3 separate regions of the Homo sapiens genome follow, and all the other regions are linked to region 1. The links are chromatin contacts, found by Hi-C in ENCODE. All regions are on one chromosome and are shown on one strand. The core of a region is the stretch at or near the end of the contact, and the rest is flanking DNA. Distances in the headings are between cores, read along the strand shown. Region 1 holds the start of LIN7C (lin-7 cell polarity scaffold C). Region 2 holds the start of QSER1 (glutamine and serine rich 1). Region 3 holds the start of CSTF3 (cleavage stimulation factor subunit 3).

Region 1 (4,062 bases), core at 570-3,069:
CAGAAAAGAAATCTGTAACAGCAAAAAACAAAGCCAAGACTATCAAAACTAAATGCCACAGAAGTTCCACATTTTGTGTTGCATTTAAAAATACAAAGACCGGCCGGGTGCAGTGGCTCACGCCTGTAATCCTAGCACTTTGGGAAGCCGAGGCGGGCGGACTTCCTAAGCTCAAGAGTTCGAGACCAGCCTGGGCAACACGGTGAAACCCCGTCTCTACTAAAATACAAAAAACAGCCGGGTTTGGCGGCGTTCGCCTGCAGTCCCAGCTACTCGGGAGGCTGAGGCAGGAGAATTGCTTGAACCCGGGAGGCAGAGGTTGCAGTGAGCCGAGATCGCGCCACTGCACTCCAGCCTGGGCGACAGAGCAAGACTACGTCTCCAAACAGCAACAACAAAAACACAAAAGACCAATACGTTAGAATCTTAACTAGCTTTCAAAGAAAAAACTTACTCCTGTTAACACCAAACAGATTTGCTCCCATCTATAAAACACAGTGCCACTGTGCTCAAGAGGAAGATGTCAGAGACTTAGGCCTAACTCGGCAAGTCTTCCCAGAGTAGCTAGTCCTCTAAAATGATGCTTTAATAGGCTTAACGGAAACAATCTCATTTACAGTGAGGCTTCCAAATGGTGAACACGGTAAAGAGCAAATCAGCAACATTAAGTGCACATTTGTTTGTGGGAAGGCATTAGGAAAGAGGTTTTTCTAAGTACAGTAATTCTAAAAATGTGTTTTCTTAGGGAACAATAGTAATATTTAGACTAATTGCAAATGTTAATATGTGCAATATAATTTCAGTCTCCATCCTACATATACATTTTTTTTTACCACCAGTACTCAAAATGTTTATTTGTACTTCTCAATTCCTATCAATGATTTCTAATGCTGGTGTATGAAAAGCATGCTTGAAATTGTTTGAAATAAAGGACTTAGGGACAGAGTGGAATGCTGGAAATCTGTAAAAGGACTGGAAACGCTGGAATGCTGGAAATCATGGTAGGCGCATAGCCAGTTATTTTCGTAGGCTTCTCTATCTCTAATTACTCAGCAGAGGTGGTTTTATTTTCCTTGACAGTCTGCTCTAGGAAGCAATCAGCCAACCAGTTTGCAATTGTAGGGTTTGTAAGAAATGAAAAACACTGCACCTGCAAGTGTTTTAGCATCTACCACTATTCGGCTTACTTACGTAACCTCCTTCCCAAGACCAAGTCAGTAGGATTGTTTTTAAAGCAACCTCTCCATTTCTAGGAGGGGCACAAAAGCTAGCAAATACCCCAACCCGAATACAAGCGAGGTTGTGGAGAAAGTAATGAAGGAGTTTGTGTGCAAACAGCGGGGAAAGGAGGTTCTGTTGAATTGTACCGTGTGTCCGTTCTCGTGCTGTACAGGCAATGAGTGTAGTCTGTGCGAACCGGGTGTGTGACGTTTGCTTTTCGGGTGTACGGGTCTCCGAATGCTGCTTCTGCTGTGCTCACCAAGGGAGCGCGTGTGCGGCGTGTGTCTGCGAAGCGGGCAGGTTGTGTTTAGTTGTGCTGTGCCTTGGAACAGTCCGTGTGAACAGAGGAGGGCTTACGGTTAACAGACAAAATACCGTAAGCGCCCTTCCTAGAGCCAGGCACAGAGACAACGGCGGCCTCTGGCGCCGGCACAAGGGACAGCGTGGCCCGGATCTCAGAGCCTGGGTCACTCCTCCTCCCCTCCAGCGACACAGCACTCCCCCAACCCTTCCGCCCACCTCCGCCGAGCCTCGGCTGCACTCACCTCTCTCCAGCCGCACGGGTTCCCCTAGCGCCGCCATCTTCTCCCTTAACCTACAGACCCACAGGAAATGACGACAGAAGGGCTGAGGTGGGGGGGCGGGGCCTAGGGGAAGCCGGAAAAGTGAGTACCGGCTAGTATCGCGAGATCAGGAAGGTGGCCGAGTGTGTCGCCGCGGCCATCAGGGTAAGGGTACCTGGACTTGCGGCTTTTTAGGTCGGCCTGGCTCCGCTCCTTCCGCGGTGACGAGGTCCCCCGGCCTCCTAGGGTTGGGAAGAGCTGCTTTCCTGACTCTCGTTCCCTGCCTCAGGCTTCCCTTATCCCAATCGCTTCGAACCCTTGGCTCAGCGTAGAGGAGTCAAGCCTGGATTCTAGTCCCACCTTGCCCATTAGCAGCTCTGTGACCTGGGACTGTTCACTTACCCTCTCTCAGCCTCAGTTTCCGCATCTGTACAACGAGAGGTCCTATCTCTTAGGTCCTTACAATTTTTAAACTCTGGGATTCGGTGGCAATTAAATGTGTAATGACATGTTGTCAGTTCTCAATTTGTGACAGCATTGCTTTAAATTTAAAAATCCACGGCTTGAATCTTCCCTCCAAATCTGTTAAGGGGTGGAAAGTACAAAGAGCATGAAACATATCTGGGTGAGGGAGAGAACAAGGTGCTTTGGTGCACCACAAAGTAACAATTTTATAAGCAGCTGATTCTTATAAAATCTTAAGTAAATGAAATATTGTGAAGCAAATAATATTCTTAATGCATTACAGATTTTTGAGCCACTTCTGAAATTTTCGCGAACCAAGAAGAATTTTAGTACTTGGATTTGACTAACATTTATCCAAGCCCTTAGTCTGTACTGATACTGTGGTAGGTGTGTTTACATCCAGCATTTCAACACTTCATGATGGGACTGTTTTAATAACCTGTTTGCCCCTGGTCCACCCTTTCCATTCACCTTTAGTATTTTCTTCTCCAAATCCATCATGGATGCCACCACTATGCTCCTTTTTCTCCCCTTGAATTCTGATTTCATCATCACAAGTTCTGTTCAGAAACTTTCAATGGTTTCTCTCCTGTTTCCTATTTCTAAAGCCTTGCATACTCTGACCCTAACTCATCCAACTAACTTCATTTCTCATTACCACTAAGTGCAACCACCACTTCAGTCCAGATAGTATAGTTTCAACCATATTTATTCCTGATTCCAAGTCTTTTTGTTTGTTTTAGAGACAGAGTTTCTCTCTGTTGTCCAGACTGGAGTGCAGTGGTGCAATCACAGCTCAAGAGAGCCTCCTGTCTCAGTCTTGCCAGTAGCGAGGACTACAGGCAAGCACCACCATGCCTGGCAAATTTTTAAATTTTTAGTAGAGATGGGGGTCTTGCTATGTTGCCCAGGCTGGTCTCAAACTCCTGAGCTCAAGCAGTCCTCCTGCTTTGGCCTCCCGAAGTGCTGGGATTACAGGCGTGGGCCACTGTGCCAGGCTCCAAATCTTCATTTGTGTTGTTCTTGTGTGGAATGCCCTTCTTCATCCCTTCCTAGTCTCCAAACTTTGTACACACTCAGTTGAACCCATTTCGTGGGTCCCTGCTGAAGGCATGCCACTTCTACCAAGCCTTTTCTCCATATTATTCCCCTTTTTTGTCCTCTGATGGCCTAAATACGTTGCAGTAACACTCAGGTGCTTATCTCTTACTCGTTGTCATTTTTTTTTGCTGCAAATGTGTTCAAGAAATGTTTATTAAACACCTAATATATACCAGGTGCCTTGATAGGAATACCAGGTAGAGCAAGACAAATGCAAACATTGCCCTTATTTCTTCAAATATTTTTTCTTTCCATTCTCTTGCTCCTCTCCTTTGGTGTGACTATTGGAGTCATGTGCATGTACATAATATACATGTATATTGAACTAACTGGCATTGTCTCACAGCTCAGTGACGCTCTGTTCATTTTTTTTTCAAGATTTTCTTTATGTTTCCTTTTGGATAATTGCTATGTTTTCATATTCATTAATCTTTTTTCAATATCTAATATTGAAATCCTGTCCAGTTCATTCTTCATATAAAACATTGTAGTTGTTGCCTCTACCAGTTTGATTTGGGTGTGGGTGTGTGTCTTACATCTTTTATGTCTTAACATGCTCAACTTTTCTGCAGCTTCTTAAACACATAGACTACAATTATAATGACAGTTTTAATATCCTTGTCTACTAATTCTATGATCTATGCTATTTCTGGCATAGTTTCTATTGATTGATTTTTCTCTTCATTACAGTTCATAATTTCCTGCTTCTTGC
Region 2 (4,627 bases), core at 1,129-3,628, 5.4 Mb after region 1:
ACTCAGGAGGCTGAGGCAGGAGAATCGCTTGAATCCGGGAGGCGGAGGTTGCAGTGAGACGAGATCACCCCACTGCACTCAAGCCTGGGCGACAGAGCGAGACTGTCTGAAAAAACGAACAAACAAAAACACGGGACCAACAATGCTCATTCTAGAGTTTGACATTACCTAGATCAGACTTGAAGCAGCTTGGTTACGAATCATTTGAGAGATCCCGAAACGTTCACAGAGCTGGAAGTATATTTTCAGTAGGGAAGAAGACATTCTTCAGATAGTATCATCAAGTGTACAAAATTTTTAAAAGATTTATTTACATATATCAAAGCATCACATTGTACCCCATAAATGTATGCAATTATGATTTGTCAATTAAAAATAGTATTGATAAAAAATGTAATGATGTTATTTGTAGACATGTAACATTTGAAAATAAATATAATTGTACTGATTTAGAGTGAACTAAGGAAATTTCATTTAAATGGCAAAGGAACATATGGTGACAGAGTAATATTACTAAAAATACTCACTAGAATTTTCCCTTAATATCTTTCCCTGATTTATGTGACATAAACAAACTACATAATGGTGTGAGGGACTATAAAGGTTTTATTGCCACTTGTTTGGTATTGCCTGCGTAACTCACTCTGAGTGCCAGTTGTGGGTATCTCAAACTAAGTGTCATAAAACATTTATAGCATGCCACTCCATTTCCTATACTTTTCATAGAGACAAAACTTTAGCGCTCACAAAAGTACTTATAAATATAATAGCTAGTTGTGAAAACTTTTTAATTTAGATCCCACATTTCCAGTTTGCAGGAAGAAAAATAAATGTAATGAAGATTTACGTTACTTCTCTGCATGAACTCAGATTAGTTCGCAAATTCCTTTTCAAAGAAAAACCACTTTTCAAAGATATCCTCAGTAAATGCATTTTGTAATTAACATAAAATTGGCAAAGTCGCTGTGCCTACACGTTTGAATTCATGTGTAAATAACGACTACTCACTTCCTTGCTTCCCCACCCGGGGACCAGGCTCCAAGCATCACAGGTGCAGAAAGACTTGCAAAAAGGAATGAATAGGAACAAAAGGATGTAGGCGCCAGGAGGAAAACAGGATCTTCCAGAACAAAATTAATCTCGCAAGGCATAGCAGATCCAACACCAGATTATTACCAAAGTTTAAACTTTTTCAATGGTCATCAGAGATAGCGTATCAAGTTTATTAGGTCTTTCACTACGGCTGATTTGCTTAAACCTTTATGTTATGCTTATCTTGAGGGATAGATTTCTGTGCTAAGCACATAATAGGTGTTAAACCAATATTGATTTTTAAAAGGAGGTGGTCATTAAATAGAAATTTTACTGTTATTTTAACCTTTAAATTTATGGCCCAAGGGCCAAACGATGATTTGTACGATTCCCTAGTTTCAATACTTGTGAGTTATTACAAGAAATACAACTCTGCTATGCAACAGAAGAACCGCAAATAGTCATTAAATTACCGCACACCAAGCAGCTTGGAGATCAGATAGGAAATGTTTGGGGAGAGAGTCCTGCTGAAGTTCCAAGTCTCAAACAAAACCCCTCAACATCAGAGTGCATGGTGAGTTTAAATTTATTGTAATTAAAGTCATCCAGATGGTAGTTGGATTAATCAATGAAGAGGTGGTTATCTATCTTGGGATAGAAGATTCTGAAACCCAGAGCGAGAAAAATCCCCAAGGTGGGGGTGGGGACAGTTAATAAGAGCCCTTGGGAAAGGCCCTTTCAGCGAGGATTGGAAAATAATACGTTTGAATTTGAATCTCTTTGAATATAAATCTCCCCTAACAGCAGGAAAAGGGTCCTCTAGCCCAGCAAGCTTTGGGGAGGGAGTAAGCGGAACTGCAAAAGAGCTCGCTCAGCTGTTTCTGGATTGGGGCGCAGAGAAAGAAATCGCGATCAGGGAACTGAGTACTGGAGTCCCTCAAAATAACCCGAAGGGTCAAATAGTGAGCTCCAAGCAAAGCGTTGACCCGGCTACCCCTGAGCAGCGCCCTACGCTGGGTTCCACTCCACTTCCCCTCCCCCGCGCGGGGCGATAGCCAGGCGCGGTCCCTTCCCACGCGGGCCGCGGCGAGTGCGGACAGCTCCCTTCCGGGCTGCGGAAGGCGGGAAGTCTGCGGTTCGCGGGCTCCGGCTGGCGGGCGCCCCTCGGAGTCCCTGAAGTCGGCCGGGCCCCGCAGGACCCGCGCCTTCTCGGCCCCAACTGTCCCTCGCGAAGCGTCCTGCGGTGGCGGAGGCCTCGCGGCCGCCCGCCAGCCCCGCGAGCGGCAAGCGCGGGGCTCAGAGGGGAGGCGGGGCAAGGCCGCGGGGCGGAGGGGGGCGGGAGGTGCATCCTGGGAAATCCACCAACATGGGGCGCAGCGGCCGCCGCCGCCGCCGCCGTCGCCGCGAGTCCCGGCCGCGGGTGCCTCCGCTTCCCTGACGCCCAGCTGGGGCCTCGCCGCCCGCCGCGGCCCGGGTCTTTGCGGCCCAGACTCGCCAGCGCGCCCTTCTCCCGCCTGCTCGCCGGGGCCATGTGAGGGGGCAGCTCCCTCCACCGCCGCCGCCCCCTCTTCCTCCCCCGCCCCCTCTCCCTGCCCGCCCCCGTCACACGGAGCCCTGGAGGATCCCCCGCTGCTGCCCGCCCTCCCTACGCCACCCCCACGATGGACAGGAACTACGCGACCTCGGGCTTCACCGAGCCGCCGCCGCCGCCGCCGCCCGCGCCCCCCGCCGCCCCCGTCCCCGCCAGCGCCGCTGCGCAGCCCCCCGCCCCAGCCTGGGCGTACGAACCCCGAGCCGCCGCCGCCGCCGCCAGCAGCAGCTGCAGCAGTGGCAGCTGCAGTAGCGGCAGCAGCCCCAGCCTCAAGGCCAGGTAGGGAGGGTGGGCGGCGGGGTCGCGGTGGACCAGGAAAGGCCGGGGATGCGTTTGGGGCCTTCGCTCGGTTGCAGCGCCGCCCAGAGGTCTGGGCCGGGCGGGGAGCCCTCCGCTCGCCCTCGGCCAGCTCGGGGGAGGCGGCTGATGACTCCTACGGGGTGGTCGCGGGTAGGTGGGGGCGCCCGGTGCAGGATTCGCGCCTGGGGACGGCGGGTGAAGGAATAGCTGGGCGGGAGTCGTGGGGCTCCGTCACCTCTTGGGTCCTGGGCTCTCACATGGTGAAGTTTGGGCTCGTGGCTGAACTCGGGATCTGTGAGACCCAGGATTGGCGCCGGGGGTCCGAAGGGGGCGCCGGAGAGTTTGGGGCAGTGGCGATCCATTGTATTGGAACCTGGGTGGCCGACAATGCGGTCTTGGGGACTCCGGCGTGTGAGGGTTGCGGAGGCGGGAGAGGAAGAGTCGCGGAACCGCGTCCCGGAGACACTGGGGGGCCCGGGAGGGCTGGGCTACGGGAGAATCCCCGGGGCGCAGGGCAGAAGAGGGGGCCCGGCAGGGCGCGAACGCGGCTCCAGGGCCGGGTGACATATGTTTGCGCTGGTGGCCAAGATTTAGGCGATTTTTCTTCCACGCGTTCAAAGTTGCTCTTAGGTTTCCTCCCCTTTTAACAACAGCAGGAAGTAAGGAATCTTTCTTTGCCTTCTATGCCTCGGGGTGACTGAGAGTTGGGAAGAAATGGGGCGGGGGTTGGGGTGGGGGTAGTGAAGGCCGTAAAGGTTGAAGAACCAAAGCATGCTTCTCCATCTCGGCCTTTAAGGTCCGGGTGCATTATGTAGCGTGGGGTTCAAGAGTTCATCTTGCATGACCAAGGGAATCTAAAATTTTGACTCCTACTTGATATTTAAGCTCGCGGGAAATGTGTAGTAGTGCCACACTGTGAAACGGTCCCATTTGAATGATAACTGGAAGGCGTGGTCTGGTTTGGAGAATTGGTGAGCGGGGTGTTTTAAAGCCACCTCTCCCGAACAATACAGAATCTGGTAGGTGCAGCTTCTGATTACATGGACCAGGGAATCCTGGGTTGCTAATGACTTCATCCTCAGCTACCAACAGGAAGCTTCGTGGCTTTATGATCTCATCAGATTTCTTCATTATTTTTCACGACAGAAGTGAACTTTTGTTTTAAGTTTATACATTACCGTGTTCCAGGTTATCTTCTTTGTTTTTACGAAAGTTCTACGTTCATGATTGAGCAAATAAGTGTGAAGGGTAGCTGGTCTTTGTCTTAGATTGTCCATTGGGACGATTGTGAAAGAATGAGAAAAATTTGCTTCAAGAATAGGAATATAAGCTTTCTCAGAAAATTTTAGGCCCTTTGTTTTCAAGACTTGGGAGTTAACAAAAATAATGTGATGTGCCAATTTGGAGCTAAGTAATTAAATGCTGAAACCTTTCAGAAATAGCCATAATTTTGTATTACATACAAGTAAGCCATTTTAAGGAGTTTCATGAAAGACGTTTGGCACTTCACCCATTATTTCTTGCTGATGGTAATTTGACTATCTTTTTCAAGTAGCTTTTTGCATTGACTAGGATAATTTACAAATGAAAATTACTTTCTCATCATTGAACAGCATGATAGGTATTTGTGCCGCATTTTTTATCTTTTAAATGAAAAATATTTATTAGGTAAATGGAACTGAAATACTACCTAGTTACTTCTTT
Region 3 (4,526 bases), core at 637-3,136, 5.7 Mb after region 1:
TCAAAAAAAAAAAAAAAAAAAAAAAAAAAATTAGCTGGGCATGGTGGCGCGCGCCTGTACTCCCAGCTACGGAGGAGGCTGAGGTGGCAGGATCACAGAGCGCAGGGAGGTCGAAGCTATGGTGAGCTGTGATGGCGTCACAGCACTCTAGTGTGAGTGACAAAGACTCTGTTCTCAATCTATCAGCATGGGGAGATAAAGCAAATATGGCAAGGCTTTCAGCTGTTGATTCCAGGCGAAGAGTTGTCCTACAGGTGTTCACTGCACTTTTCTTTCAACTTTTCTCTATGTTCTAAACTTTGCACAATAAAACCTTTGGGAGAAATTATTTTTCTATAAATTTTCACCACCATCTGTCCCACTGAAACACCACAGTTCTAAAACATTCAAGAGGTCATGGTAACATTTCCGTGTCTTTGTAATTTTAGATAAATTCTAAGAATTAACAATGAATTTCGAAAACTTTCAATGAAACCTCAGTTCATTAGTCCTTCACTTTCAGATAACAAATACTAGATCAGAAAAGGGGTAAACAGTTTTGATACAGTAATTTTAAGACTTTGCATGCTTGGGCATGCTAACACTATGTAAAATGTAAATAGTGCGAAGATTTCTGGACTGAAACCAGTCCTCGGGCAAACACAAAACAATTTAATCAAACTGCCGACATAATGAAATCTACAGTCTTACAGACTATGCAATAGAACGCTCCTATTTTGCCTCATCTCTGCCAACCTCCAATAACATCTTCCACGTTATAAGCTAGGGAACCTGAAAAACGAAAACCTAAGTGCATGTCGTTGCTATGGCAATGGGAAATTTCAGGAAATTGAGACTGCAGGCTACCTAGCCTCCATTTTAGAAACTGTATTTATCTAAACACACCAGGACTTAGATCGAAAAACACATTTAATGGCATTTTTCATAACTATTTAGCTTCCTCTTTCACACTAAAAGGTAAATACTATCCTACAAAATTCTGAATACAAAGAGCAAAAGAAACAAATCACACTGATCTAACCTAAAAGTGTGAATTTTAAAATATTTAGTTGTCACTCATATTTACTATTAAAACAGATGCTTTTATTTACAGTGGCCAAAACAGACTTCTCATTTTCAACTTATACCTGCAATGTTTATGTAGCTGGAAAAATGAAAACGAAATGTGGCTAAAAGAAAAGAAAACGAAAGAAAGCCACAAAATTCCCAAAACCTCAGCATAACTTGCTTCTTTCTTCACTCGCTCTCATTAAGTCTTAATTCTCCAGATTAGCTTTGTCTCAAATATTTCTCAAACTAGTAACCTATTTCTGGGTACAGTATATTTGGCGGGGTAAAAGAAACACTGTCAAGTTTTTCTAAAACGTCGGGTGCACGTTAAAATAATTCCTATCCACTCTAATACCAAAACGATATCAAAGGAAAGCATCCCATCTGGAGTAGTCCCATGAATCTAAATAGGACGAAGCAGCCTACCGCTATTGTCTAAATCAAGTATTTACTCGTATTCATGCCTAAGAGAGAGAAGTAAAAAAAAAAAAATTAAATCTTAGATCTTGCTCCCCATTCCCACCACTCTTCTATATACCCTGTCCCCCGGGTTCACTAGACCCAATTCCTTCCTCAGCCGAACATGTCTGGAGCAGTCGGAGGAACAGACGTGGAGAAGAGGTCGCCACGAGGCCCCACCACTCTCCTTCCTCACCTGCTCCGTGGCTCCGTCTCCTGACATGGCCTCAGCTGATTACAACGTGCGCACTGACCGTCGATGGGAAGCTAGAAAAGAAAAATTAAACTAAAAACCACCCCCAAATCAGTAAAGTTACCCCCTGCCCAGCTGAGCCAGACCGCCAACACCAATCGCCACCGCCCACTCAAATATGAATTAAAATGGCTGCGCCCCTGCCGGCCGAGGAGGAGGTGTGTGGCTTCCGCATTAACTTCCGGGGCAGTGGGCGGGGCTAATTTCGCGACTCTGGTTATTCCGAGCGTGCAGAAAGCAGCGAGATCCCGGGGCGGGCCCAATTCCTGGGCTGACGTCACTACCCTGGCTTGGAGAGGCTGTTGCTGAGCCGGCTCCAACCGGCTGGAAGGCGGGAAGCTGTTTCGCCTGGAGGCTCGCGCGCTTTTTGGAATTCAGTTATCAAGCTTTAGAGCCTGGCTACTCACAGTTGAAGCCTGATTGCAGGTCAGCAATGCTAAACGTTAAATGCCTCTTATATTTAGGGGATAAGGACTCCGTGGAGGTTTTCTCTGGTCCCAGCTCCTGCTTTTTACTTTTCTTGGGGGTGGGAGGGATAGATCAAGCCCCCATTAATTTTTACTGCCACCGTCGACTCTTGTGTAGAAAGCTTTGAAGTCTGAGACCTGGGTTTTCAGCTCAACATCTCAGCTTGGTTCCTTGACTGCAAAGTAGGTATAATTGTTTGTAGCCCAGACTGCTTGGATTTTAACGAAGATAAGTAACTCTGGTAATTAAACTTCGTACCTCAGCTTTCTGGCCTATAGATGGGAATAATAATAGTACCTGCAAGTGAAATAAATTATACATAGAAAAGTGTTAGAACAGTACCTGGCATTAAGATTAAATGAGATTGACTGGGCGCGGTGGCCCACGCCTGTAATCCCAGCAGTTTGGGAGGCCAAAACGGATGGATCATTTAAAGTCAGGAGTTCTAGGCCAGGTGCGGTGGCTCACGCCTGTAATCGCAGCACTTTGGGAGGCTGAGGCGGGCGGATCACAAGGTCAGGAGATGAGACCATCCTGGCTAATACGGTAAAACCCCGTCTCTACTAAAAATACACACACACACAAAAAAAAATTAGCCGGGCGTGGTGGCGGGCGCCTGTAGTCCCAGCTACTCCGGATGCTGAGGCAGGAGACTGGCGTGAACCTGGGAGGCGGAGCTTGCAGTGAGCCGAGATCGCGCCACTGCACTCCAGCCTGGGCGGCAGAGCGAGACTCCGTCTCAGAAAATAAATAAATAAAGTCAGGAATTCAGGACCAACCTGGCCAACTTGGTGAAATCTCGTCTCTACCAAAAATACAAAAAAAGTAGCCGGGCGTGGTGGTTTGCGCCTGTAGTCCCAGTTACTCGGGAAGCTTAAGCAGGAGAATCGCTTGAACCCGCGAGGCGGAGGTTGCAGTGAGCCGAGATTCCAGCCTGGACTACAGAGCGAGACTCCGTCTCAAAAAAAATAAAAAATAAAAAATTAAATGATACTAAATCTTCTCAAACTGCTCTTCCATTTAAGCGTCATCGTTAGATGTCTGCAAGCATTTCTCGCCTACGGGGGTCCAATGCCCTAAAATAACCTAGTGAACTGTTCCCAGACTCGCCTTATTCTTTTAGGTCTCCTTTCCTCTGCTCAAACTTACACTTACTCCCTTTCCACAGGCTGAAATCTTACCCTTAAAATAATCAGACACATGAGCAAAAGATATGTATTAACAGATGTTCATTGCACCATCCAGCAATGGAGGACTGGTTAAAAATATCACAAGATTTATCTCTGCAATGGAATATCACACAGCAAACTGATGCTAATGTACGATGACTGACAGAAAGGCAACCACCGTATTAAATGAAGAAAAGCAGAATATGAAAGTGTTTTACGTATATATACTTACCACTTTAGCATCCTAATCTGAAAATCCAAAATCTGAAATACTCCAATGAGCATTTCCTTTGAGAGTCATGTCAGTGCTTAAAAAGTTAGATTTTGGAGCGTTTTGAGTTTTGGAACATTTAGGTTTTTTTTTTTTTTTCTCTTGAGGCAGAGTCTTGCTCTGTCGCCCAGGCCGGAGTGCAGTGGTGCGATCTCGGCTCACTGCACCCTACACCTCCCAGGTTCAAGCGATTCTCCTGCCTCAGCCTCCTGAGTAGCTGGGATTACAGGCGTGCGCCACCACGCCCGGCTAATTTTTGTATTTTTTCTTTTTCTTTTTTTTTTTTTGAGACGGAGTCTCGCTCTGTCGCCCAGGCTGGAGTGCAGTGGCACAATCTCGGCTCACTGCAAGCTCCCAAGCTCCGCCTCCTGGGTTCACTCCACTCTCCTGCCTCAGCCTCCCAAGTACCTGGGACTACAGGCGCCTGCCACCGCCCTGGCTAATTTTTTTGTATTTTTAGTAAAGAAGGGGTTTCACCATGTTGGCCAAGCTGGTCTGAACTCCTGGCCTCAAGTGATCCACCCAACTCGGCCTCCCCAAGGATTGGGATGACAGGCGTGAGCTAACGCGCCTGGCCCAGATTTTTGAATTAGGGATACTCAACCTGTTATAAATATATATATATATATATATATATATATATATATATATATATATATATATTTTTTTTTTTTTTTTTTTTTTTTTTTTTTTTGACACTGAGTCTCGCCCTTTCACCCAGGCTGGAGTGCAGTGGTGCGATCTCGGCTCACTGCAAGCTCTGCCTCCTGGGTTCAAGTGATTCTCGTGCCTCAGCCTCCTTAGTAGCTGGGATTACAGGCTCCCACCACCACACCGGGCTAATTTTTGTATTTTT

What was found. Hi-C counts contacts between places; a loop is a spot of excess contacts on that map. Pooled maps may share reads with other maps.
Region 2: a map of CD8-positive, alpha-beta T cell shows a loop between it and region 1 (8-fold over the local background). The contact joins the promoter of QSER1 here to the promoter of LIN7C in region 1. A Hi-C loop is called at or near these places in 2 of 168 maps with a recorded cell type or tissue (CD8-positive, alpha-beta T cell and naive thymus-derived CD4-positive, alpha-beta T cell) and 9 of 50 pooled maps.
Region 3: a map of CD8-positive, alpha-beta T cell shows a loop between it and region 1 (7-fold over the local background). The contact joins the promoter of CSTF3 here to the promoter of LIN7C in region 1. A Hi-C loop is called at or near these places in 2 of 168 maps with a recorded cell type or tissue (CD8-positive, alpha-beta T cell and naive thymus-derived CD4-positive, alpha-beta T cell) and 11 of 50 pooled maps.

Annotation. Positions count from the first base shown.
Region 1 is chr11:27,504,950-27,509,011 of GRCh38, forward strand. It overlaps LIN7C (lin-7 cell polarity scaffold C), which reads right to left and starts at 1,820. Exons shown (of 5, transcript NM_018362.4): 1 at 1,767-1,820. The coding sequence starts at 1,803. It overlaps BDNF-AS (BDNF antisense RNA), which reads left to right and starts at 1,903. Exons shown (of 7, transcript NR_033315.1): 1 at 1,903-1,949. RefSeq lists enhancers at 1,381-2,580, 1,737-1,866, 1,937-2,226.
Region 2 is chr11:32,890,433-32,895,059 of GRCh38, forward strand. It overlaps QSER1 (glutamine and serine rich 1), which reads left to right and starts at 2,379. Exons shown (of 13, transcript NM_001076786.3): 1 at 2,379-2,902. The coding sequence starts at 2,694. RefSeq lists an enhancer at 730-1,304 and silencers at 2,052-2,671, 2,752-3,151.
Region 3 is chr11:33,159,594-33,164,119 of GRCh38, forward strand. It overlaps CSTF3 (cleavage stimulation factor subunit 3), which reads right to left and starts at 1,887. Exons shown (of 21, transcript NM_001326.3): 1 at 1,706-1,887. The coding sequence starts at 1,732. CSTF3-DT (CSTF3 divergent transcript) reads left to right here and starts at 2,064. Exons shown (of 4, transcript NR_034027.1): 1 at 2,064-2,188. RefSeq lists enhancers at 249-1,116, 1,852-2,271.